Linked DNA regions of Mus musculus: all the other regions are linked to region 3. The links are chromatin loops, found by intact Hi-C in ENCODE. Cell type or tissue: left cerebral cortex. All regions are shown on one strand.

The links. Peaks named below come from ENCODE experiments on the same cell type or tissue, not always from the same donor. Only the 100,000 strongest peaks of a DNase experiment are listed, where the experiment ranks them.
Region 1: a loop joins it to region 3, with 2.5 times the contacts of the local background. A loop is called at or near these places in 4 of 42 quality-filtered maps.
Region 2: a loop joins it to region 3, with 5 times the contacts of the local background. A loop is called at or near these places in 33 of 42 quality-filtered maps.

Annotation. Positions count from the first base shown.
Region 1 is chr9:109,930,557-109,933,056 of GRCm38, reverse strand. It overlaps Map4 (microtubule-associated protein 4), which reads right to left and starts at 1,283. Exons shown (of 19, transcript NM_001205330.1): 1 at 1,117-1,283. In left cerebral cortex, CTCF peaks have their summits at 50, 258 and 1,173 (motif pointing right); DNase peaks (open chromatin) are centred at 556, 1,409 and 2,153; H3K4me3 peaks cover 2,019 bases; H3K27ac peaks cover 2,009 bases.
Region 2 is chr9:109,893,503-109,896,002 of GRCm38, reverse strand. It overlaps Cdc25a (cell division cycle 25A), which reads right to left. Exons shown (of 15, transcript NM_007658.3): 15 at 2,113-2,500. Among named protein-coding and RNA genes, the nearest start is that of Mir7089, 5.1 kb to the right of the region's middle. In left cerebral cortex, a CTCF peak has its summit at 1,075 (motif pointing left); DNase peaks (open chromatin) are centred at 244 and 1,059; H3K27ac peaks cover 225 bases.
Region 3 is chr9:110,070,986-110,073,485 of GRCm38, reverse strand. Map4 (microtubule-associated protein 4) reads right to left here. Exons shown (of 19, transcript NM_001205330.1): 14 at 2,347-2,460; 15 at 781-873. Among named protein-coding and RNA genes, the nearest start is that of Dhx30, 45 kb to the left of the region's middle. In left cerebral cortex, a CTCF peak has its summit at 1,418 (motif pointing right); DNase peaks (open chromatin) are centred at 1,428 and 2,383; H3K27ac peaks cover 379 bases.

The DNA.
Region 1 (2,500 bases), 140 kb after region 3:
GAGTGAGCAAATTACAAGCACAAATATCCCCTGATGCAATGCCACAACCATCCCTGGGAAAGAGCAGAGGCAGTTGCCAAAAGCGCAGCAGTAGGAAAACGGGCGGGAGACACTCGCAGGGAGCAAGAAACACTGCAGAGGCCCTGGGGAGAAATTCTGTAACTGGACCAGCGGAGGGCAAGGAGAAAGGGGGATTCCAGCAAAAGGCTGGGTAACACTAATCTTGCCTGAGAAGTACAGGCTACAACTCCGCTCCAGGAGGGGGCGAGTTCTGGATTCCTAAAACACAAACCTGTGGGGAAATCAGCCTCTTCCCCTAAAGACCAAATGCATTTAATCTACACAATCCAAGAGATAAGCAAACCCTCCCCAAAACGCCCAGGAGGCAATCTCAAGTAAAGTTGAGTTCCGACAGTAACAGTCCAAAAGAGCTCGTCCCGGGTGCTAAAATAAACCACAATCTCTGCTCCGAGTAACGTTTCCGACAGCCGCTGCTAGCCCTGGTCCCTGTTTCCGGACTCCGCACCCTTAACGTGACCCCTTTTGCATTCCCGAAGCCAGACACTAGATGCGCGTCAGTCCCCAAAGTGTGCGGGACCCACGCACACAAGGGCTCGAGTTGGATTCTCCAGACCACCCCTCGGCCCCACCCATAACCCCCAGAAGGGACACGCAGAGCTCGCCTCAGTCCCCACATACACGGACGCCCCTCCTGAAGCCTGGAGAAACGACCCCGGCGTCCTTCTGCATCCCGAACCCCACCCAAGGGCCCAGGCTGCAGTCGACCCTCAGTGTCCCGGCTCAGCACATGCCCAGCCTGAGGCAAGCCCCTCGGCTCCACAACCTCCGAAGCCCTGATACAAAATCTCTCCGCCCGCCTCGCCCCCTACGGTCCCCTCAGAAGGCGTCTCAGAAACTCCGAAGGTCACGCCCGCAGGCCCCCCACCAGGCCCCCTCTCTCAACCACCCCGGCGTCCCGTAGGCGGACAGCCACCGCCCTTCCCCGCCTCGGGAGGGACCTGCGGGGTCCCCGGCGGCCACCGCGAGAACCTGGGCGGGAGTCGTGGAGGTTAGTGAGGAGGCCGACCCTCCGATCTCAATCACAGCCGCACCTACCCGCCGCCGCCGCCGAGCCCAAGCCGGAGCCGCAGGAAGCCGGGAGAGGGCAGAGAGGAGCCGGGAGCAGCCGGGAGGAGCCGCAGAAGCCACAGACCTAGCCGGAGGGGCGGGGCACAGGGAGGTGGCCGCTTCCTCGTCGCCCTCTTGAAGGCCGGCACGAAGGCGGAGCGTGCTCGCCGTCAGCGGGTGCCGCCCCAGCCAATGGGCGCCACCGAAGGGCGGGCCGAGGCGCCGCGAACCAATCCACGCCGGCCCCTACTCCTCGCCCTCTCCGTGGAAGCAGCACGAGTGGCGGACCGTTGGCGCGGCGCGCGTCGGGGGTCTAGACTGCGGCCTCCCGCCCGCGGATGCCTCAGCGAATGGCGAGGCTCAGGCCGCCTCCGCCGTTCTGAGAGGGCCGCCGCTTCCTTTTCCAGCAGAAAGGATGCTAGTGTCAGGCGCACGCGCCTGCGTACGGGTGGGCCTGAGTGGGCCCCGCCGGCCCTGACTGGTGGGCTCTATGATGTAATCTGGGAGGGGCGGGGGCGGGGCCTTGGGTTCACTGCTAACCGCGAGGAACTGACTGGGAGCTGAGGGCGCAGCTCATAGTAGCTGCCTGAAACGTGGCTGGACCAAGTTGAGAAGGAACATTGTTGAATGCAAAACTGATTATATGGGGCCGGGCGTGGTGGCGCACGCCTTTAATCCCAGCACTCGGGAGGCAGAGGCAGGCGGATTTCTGAGTTCGAGGCCAGCCTGGTCTACAAAGTAAGGTCCAGGACAGCCAGGGCTCTACAGAGAAACCCTGTCTCGAAAAACAAACAAACAAACAAGAAAAAACTGATTATATAATTGGGAGTGTATTTAGTAACTTAAATAATTTCATGTTTCTTTTAGTTTTTTTCTTTTTTCAACGTAGTTACTTGAAAACTTAAAGATCACCTTTGTTCTGTTTTGGGTTTTTTGCACAGTGCCTCCCACCATAGCGCAGGCTGGCCTGAAATTCACTTTGCATCACCCACCTCCCTCAGAGTGATGGCAATCCCTCAGCCTCAGCCTCCTGAGTGTTGAGATTACAAATTTGAGCCGCCATACACAGCTAAAATTACCTCCTCCTACTCTCCTCTCCCCGCCCCCCTCCTCTAGAGTGTCACTACGGTCACATTATATTGCCTGTGCATAGTACTGGTCCAGAAGAAATAGTGATACCCAACTCCTTTATGCTTATTCCATGATCCACATATCTTAATCATCACAAGAGCCCTACATGGTTAATATATCCTCAGTGCCCTTTGTAGTTTTAGTTATGAGCCTTATCTTTAATAGTTTAATTTTCTCTCCAGCACTCCTCATTCTCATTATGTTAACAGGCAAGTTTAGTAACACCACAGTGTCAACAAGA
Region 2 (2,500 bases), 180 kb after region 3:
AGAAGTCCTCAGGCTCGATCTGAGTCACTCTGACACAGAGCTCTGTCCCAGTGACTAGCTGCAATGCCATCCTTTGGTGATTCCCTAAACATTTCCTTTTCATACTGTACTGGTCAGGCAAGAAACAAGCTCACTAGCTGAGTTCTTTGGAAGACGAGTTGAAAGCAAGAGAAAGTTGGGAAAGAGCCGAGGACTTGGAACCGGAGAGCAAAGGCCTACTCCCACTTCCACCATTTGTTAATGAGTAACAAGAGGAACTCAGGAACTAATGGAGCATGGGTGTTCCCATTCATAAAACGTGGGCAGTCGGCATCAGCACCAAACCTACAAACAGTGGCTATGCAAAAGGCCTGGGAAACAAACCAAACCTCAAGTAAGCTGTTTAATGTGGGTGTCTCCAACTTATCTGGACTAGTGATTCTCTTTTTAAGAATTTATTTACTTCTAACAAAAAGAAAAGCCGGGCGTGGTGGTGCACGCCTTTAATCCCAGCACTTGGGAGGCAGAGGCAGGCGGATTTCTGAGTTCGAGGCCAGCCTGGTCTACAGAGTGAGTTCTAGGACAGCCAGGGATACACAGAGAAACCCTGTCTTGGAAAAAAAAAAAGAAAAAGAAAAAGCTTTAAAGAAGGAGAGCAGCATCTATATATTTCAAATTCTTGCCCCAAATTCCAAATTCTGTCAGTTTCAGCCTCCCAGGTAGTTTGTGGAGTTAGACATCAAAAAGGCTGAAGTGGGACTGGATAGCTCTGTGGTTAGGAGTACGCTGGCTGCTCTTACAGAGAACCTAGATTCAATTCCCAACAGTTGCACCTCTGCCACCACTGTCTGACTCCAGCTCCAGGGAATCTGACATCTTCACACAGACTAGAAATAATAAGTGATCTAACAAGAGCAAACTGAAGTGGATCCCTTCACTGTGTCATTCGAATACACCATAAGGGGCTGGGGTCTAACAACTAAGTTAACCTGAGCTACAAGGAAGGAAGGCCCAGGCGTCACCTCTCAGCTGCCTTCCTGGGAGGAGTTGCAAGCCCTCTGTGAGGGAACTAAACTGGGTACACCACCACCATCTTGTGGCCACAGTGTAGCTATGGCAGCAGTCAAAGTGCTGACTGAAATCTGAGAAGACAAAGGGGAGTCCTCGCAGAGGCTGACTGGAGAGCTGGGCTGGCTTCCCAGGGTCACCGGAGGGACTGTTTGTGCTGTTCTGGGAGCCCTAGTTCAGCCAGGGGCTCTGCACCTCTAGGAGTCTCTGTTTGCCCAAGGTCTTAAGGTTTTCTCACAGGATCCCAGTTCACCAGTCCTGGCCCGTCTGCTGTCAGTTTCTGCCTCAGTTATTCACCTTGTCTGGCTCTTCGGGTTTGCTTGGGATGAGTTAATGTTTAGAGCCTGGCTATTTCCCTACAGCAGGCACCCCAGCCATCTAGGCTACCTGGCTAGTCCACTGTTCACACCCACCCTGGCTATCTATAGCCCTCCCTCACTTTCCCCCCAATATTTCCTTTGAAATACCAAGCAAAACAGTTGTCAGGATAAAGACCACCTTTAGTTTCTCTCCTCCTGTTTCCCAGGGACTGGCATGTGTAACTGATGCTGGACAGCCCTCTACCACCGAGGTCCACCCCAGGCCTTGGAATCTCTTTGAGATCAGGGCGGTCCTGAATCTGATATCCTCCCACCTTGGCCCAAGTACTAAGAAATTTACATTTAAAAAACTTACTTGGTATGAACACACACACCACAGACTATATGTGGGAGCCAGAGGATAATTCATGAGTTGTTTCTCTATCATGTGGGGGATGGCCTTGAATGCCAATCCTCAGGCCTTTAGCAACCCAAGGACTAGGCTGTAAGACCACATGGAGTACTGAGAAAACTATTTTAATAGGTCCCATCATGCGACTCTGACTGACCTAGAAGGCCATTTCATCCTGTCAACCGCCTGTTTTTGGGGGATTGTTTCGGCTATTCCTAAAGGCAAACTGAATTTTTTTTATTAATATCCTCTTGAAGAAATATGGCTGGCTTAATTTAGCTATGTGACCCTGGGACCCTAAAGGCAAATGAGACTCCCAGTTGAGTATATTAGGAACTAGGCAGAGAACAAGGGTTCAAGATCACTTTTATTTGCAGAGCCTGCAACTGTTGGTTAACAATGCTAGCTATGCTGGTACAATCTGCAAGCCATTCTCCTGGAAAGCATTCAGCTAACAGAATCTCTACAAACCAGACCAGGGACCAACTGGGACATACTTCAACACGCCAGGGAAGGGGCTGCTCATTCCCTTGCTCTCCACATATTTTCAAACAAGATTTGTTTAATAGCCAAATGCAACTCAAACCCATAACAAAGCAACTAGCCATCTTCAATATCACTGATTCCCTCCCCGCCCCCAGAATAGAAAGCAGAGGGAAGAGGGGAGACTCTTCCTAAGAAAAACCTGGCTAGACCCCAATGGAGCAAAGATAGCAGAGAGGCTGGTGTCCAAGGATATCAA
Region 3 (2,500 bases):
CAGCTGAGGACAGCAAGGAGGAGCCAAGCACAAGGAAGAAAATGGGAGACCATTTGTGGGTGGCCCAGGAATGCGTCCATTGTACAGCTCTGCCTGGGCACCATCAGGAACGAGAGGGAAACAGCCACTGAATGCACTGTTTTCCTAGACCAGAGTCTCCTTGTGAGCTCTGATCCCCAGGCACCTCCAATATATGCAAAGAGCTAACCCAGAACAGCAGCGTGACAACAGGAGGATGTTTAGATGGAACAGAGAAAAGGGACTAAAAGGAGGAGACAGAGAAAGGGGAGCAGAAGGAGAAGCAAACACAAAGGAAGCAACAGAAGCAGGAGTGGGTGGGAGCAATGCTGGTTAATACAATCCTACAATGACAAGGCCCCAAGCACAGCCTCAGAGGATATGGGCACCCGTCTCAGGACTGGGATTCGCCCAGGGGCTGCCCAGGCACAGTCAAGCCTGTGCTTTCCCAGAACTGGGGGCTTCCAGGCCTCAAAGCAGGTCTCTGACTAAGTTAGGAAAGCACAAAGCCTCTCACACAGGGATAAGATGAAACACCTGACTATCACGAGCTGTTTTCCCTGGAAAATAACTATAGGCATCACTCCCTTCAGCTGGCAGATTGCTTACTGGTCAGGGACCAACTCAGGCCACTATGATCCGTTCACATTAGGGAAGGGATTCTGTGTCATCTTCCCGCATCCTCCCACCCTCCACCCCTCCACCATGGGTTTCCCACAGGGACTATGCCTCATATGACAACTGGCCAGAGCTTATACTTACATTGCCACCTCCAGGGACATGCTTAATATTGTCCTTGGAACCACACTTGGATTGAATATGGCTGTAGCTCACTTTTTTGGATACTATCTGGACCTGGAGTGTTAGAGAATAGAAAGAGAAGGGGGGAAAAAACACAAACGGAGAGGGCTAGTTAGAACCGACACCGAGCACCACATGTGATCACAATGGTCAACAAGAGTCACTCCAACTTCTGTCCCCACTTATTACAACAGGGGTTAAAAACACAGGGAAAGGCATGTGAAAGCAAGAAAGGGAACAACACAAGACAGAAGCAGGCTGGACAGAGCTATGTGGCTGCCTCATTGCTCTGGGGGCTGCGCTGTAGTTTCTAAGACTCATACAGCAACAGGCCCCCACTGTCCACCCAAATATGGCCCTACCTTCTTGATGAGCCCCTTTTCTCTGAAAGCTGGACTCTAGCTTTTCTCAGCAAGGATACTGATGCTCTGAACCAGTTCCCAGTTGGGGCCTGGGACAGTTGCAACCTGACTCATTCCCAGAAACAAAGGCTGCTCTAAGAATTGTTGGGCAGCTGGTTAACAGCACAGATCTGATAACAACAGGAAGGAAGACACATTGTTCATCTAAAAAGGCAAATGGTCCCATGATCCTGAACCTGACACCAGGGGGCGCACAGGCAACAGACTCAGCAGCACTCACCCATCTGTTTCAGAAACTCTGATGGAGGAGGCCAGGCTTCATTTTTGTGTTTGAAGTAGGGTCTCACAATGTAGATAAGGCTCACCTGGGACCTGCTGTATACTCCACACAGGCCTCAAATTCCTGATCCTTCTGTCTCACTGTTAGCTCTACTAGGATTACAGCAAGCATATCTGGTTTTACGCCTCTCTGAATCCTTTAGATATATAATAATGTGTTGGTGAACAAAGAGACCAACCAAAATGGTGAGACAGTGATGTACAATTCAGAAGAGCACAACCTGGCTGTACTGCAACACCCTAGCCCTGGAAAGAGTAACATAGCTTATAGCTTTCAAGAAGAAAGGTCCTTCCTTCCCTCCTTTTCCTCAGAACGAGAGGCTCTTTGCAAAGGAAATGTGCTGGGCTACCAAGAGAACCTGGAACTCACGCTGAGGAACCCGAGTACCTTACCATGCTCCTTTAAGTTCTTGACTTTTTCATGACATTAACAGTGGATTGATTTTAGCCAGACAGGCGCATCTGTCTCCATACCTAGCAGCAACTTTACGGTCAGGAGACAAGGCCCTGACTTCTGAAGAAGAACCTGGGTATGATGTATTGTATGCATACTAGATGAGTTTGAAATGTTAAGGAAGTGTCTAACAGTTTCACGTTCCCTTCATCTGACTGACTACAGTGGGGTAAGAGCTCACAACTTGGTTGGCTTTCACTGGTTGATATAAAAACTGTCTGACAGCTGAGTCATTAACTAGAGGAAGGAACACAGGAAAAAGTAGGAACTAGTTAAGAACAGGAACAAAGTGGAATAGAAGGGAAAATGACTCAGGCTAGGAGAATGATGTTCCCACTTCACCTCAGAGAGGGAAACCTAAATAAAACTCACTTTCCCAGCAGGCGGTTTCTGTGCACTCGCAATGGAGCCGGCTGCTTTAGTGACTGCATTAGGTTCAGGCTTCCCAGCTGTGGTAGCTGCCTCTGTTTTTTTCTCTACTTTGGCCTGGATGGAGATAAACGGGGTTGAGGGGGAGGGGCAAGTT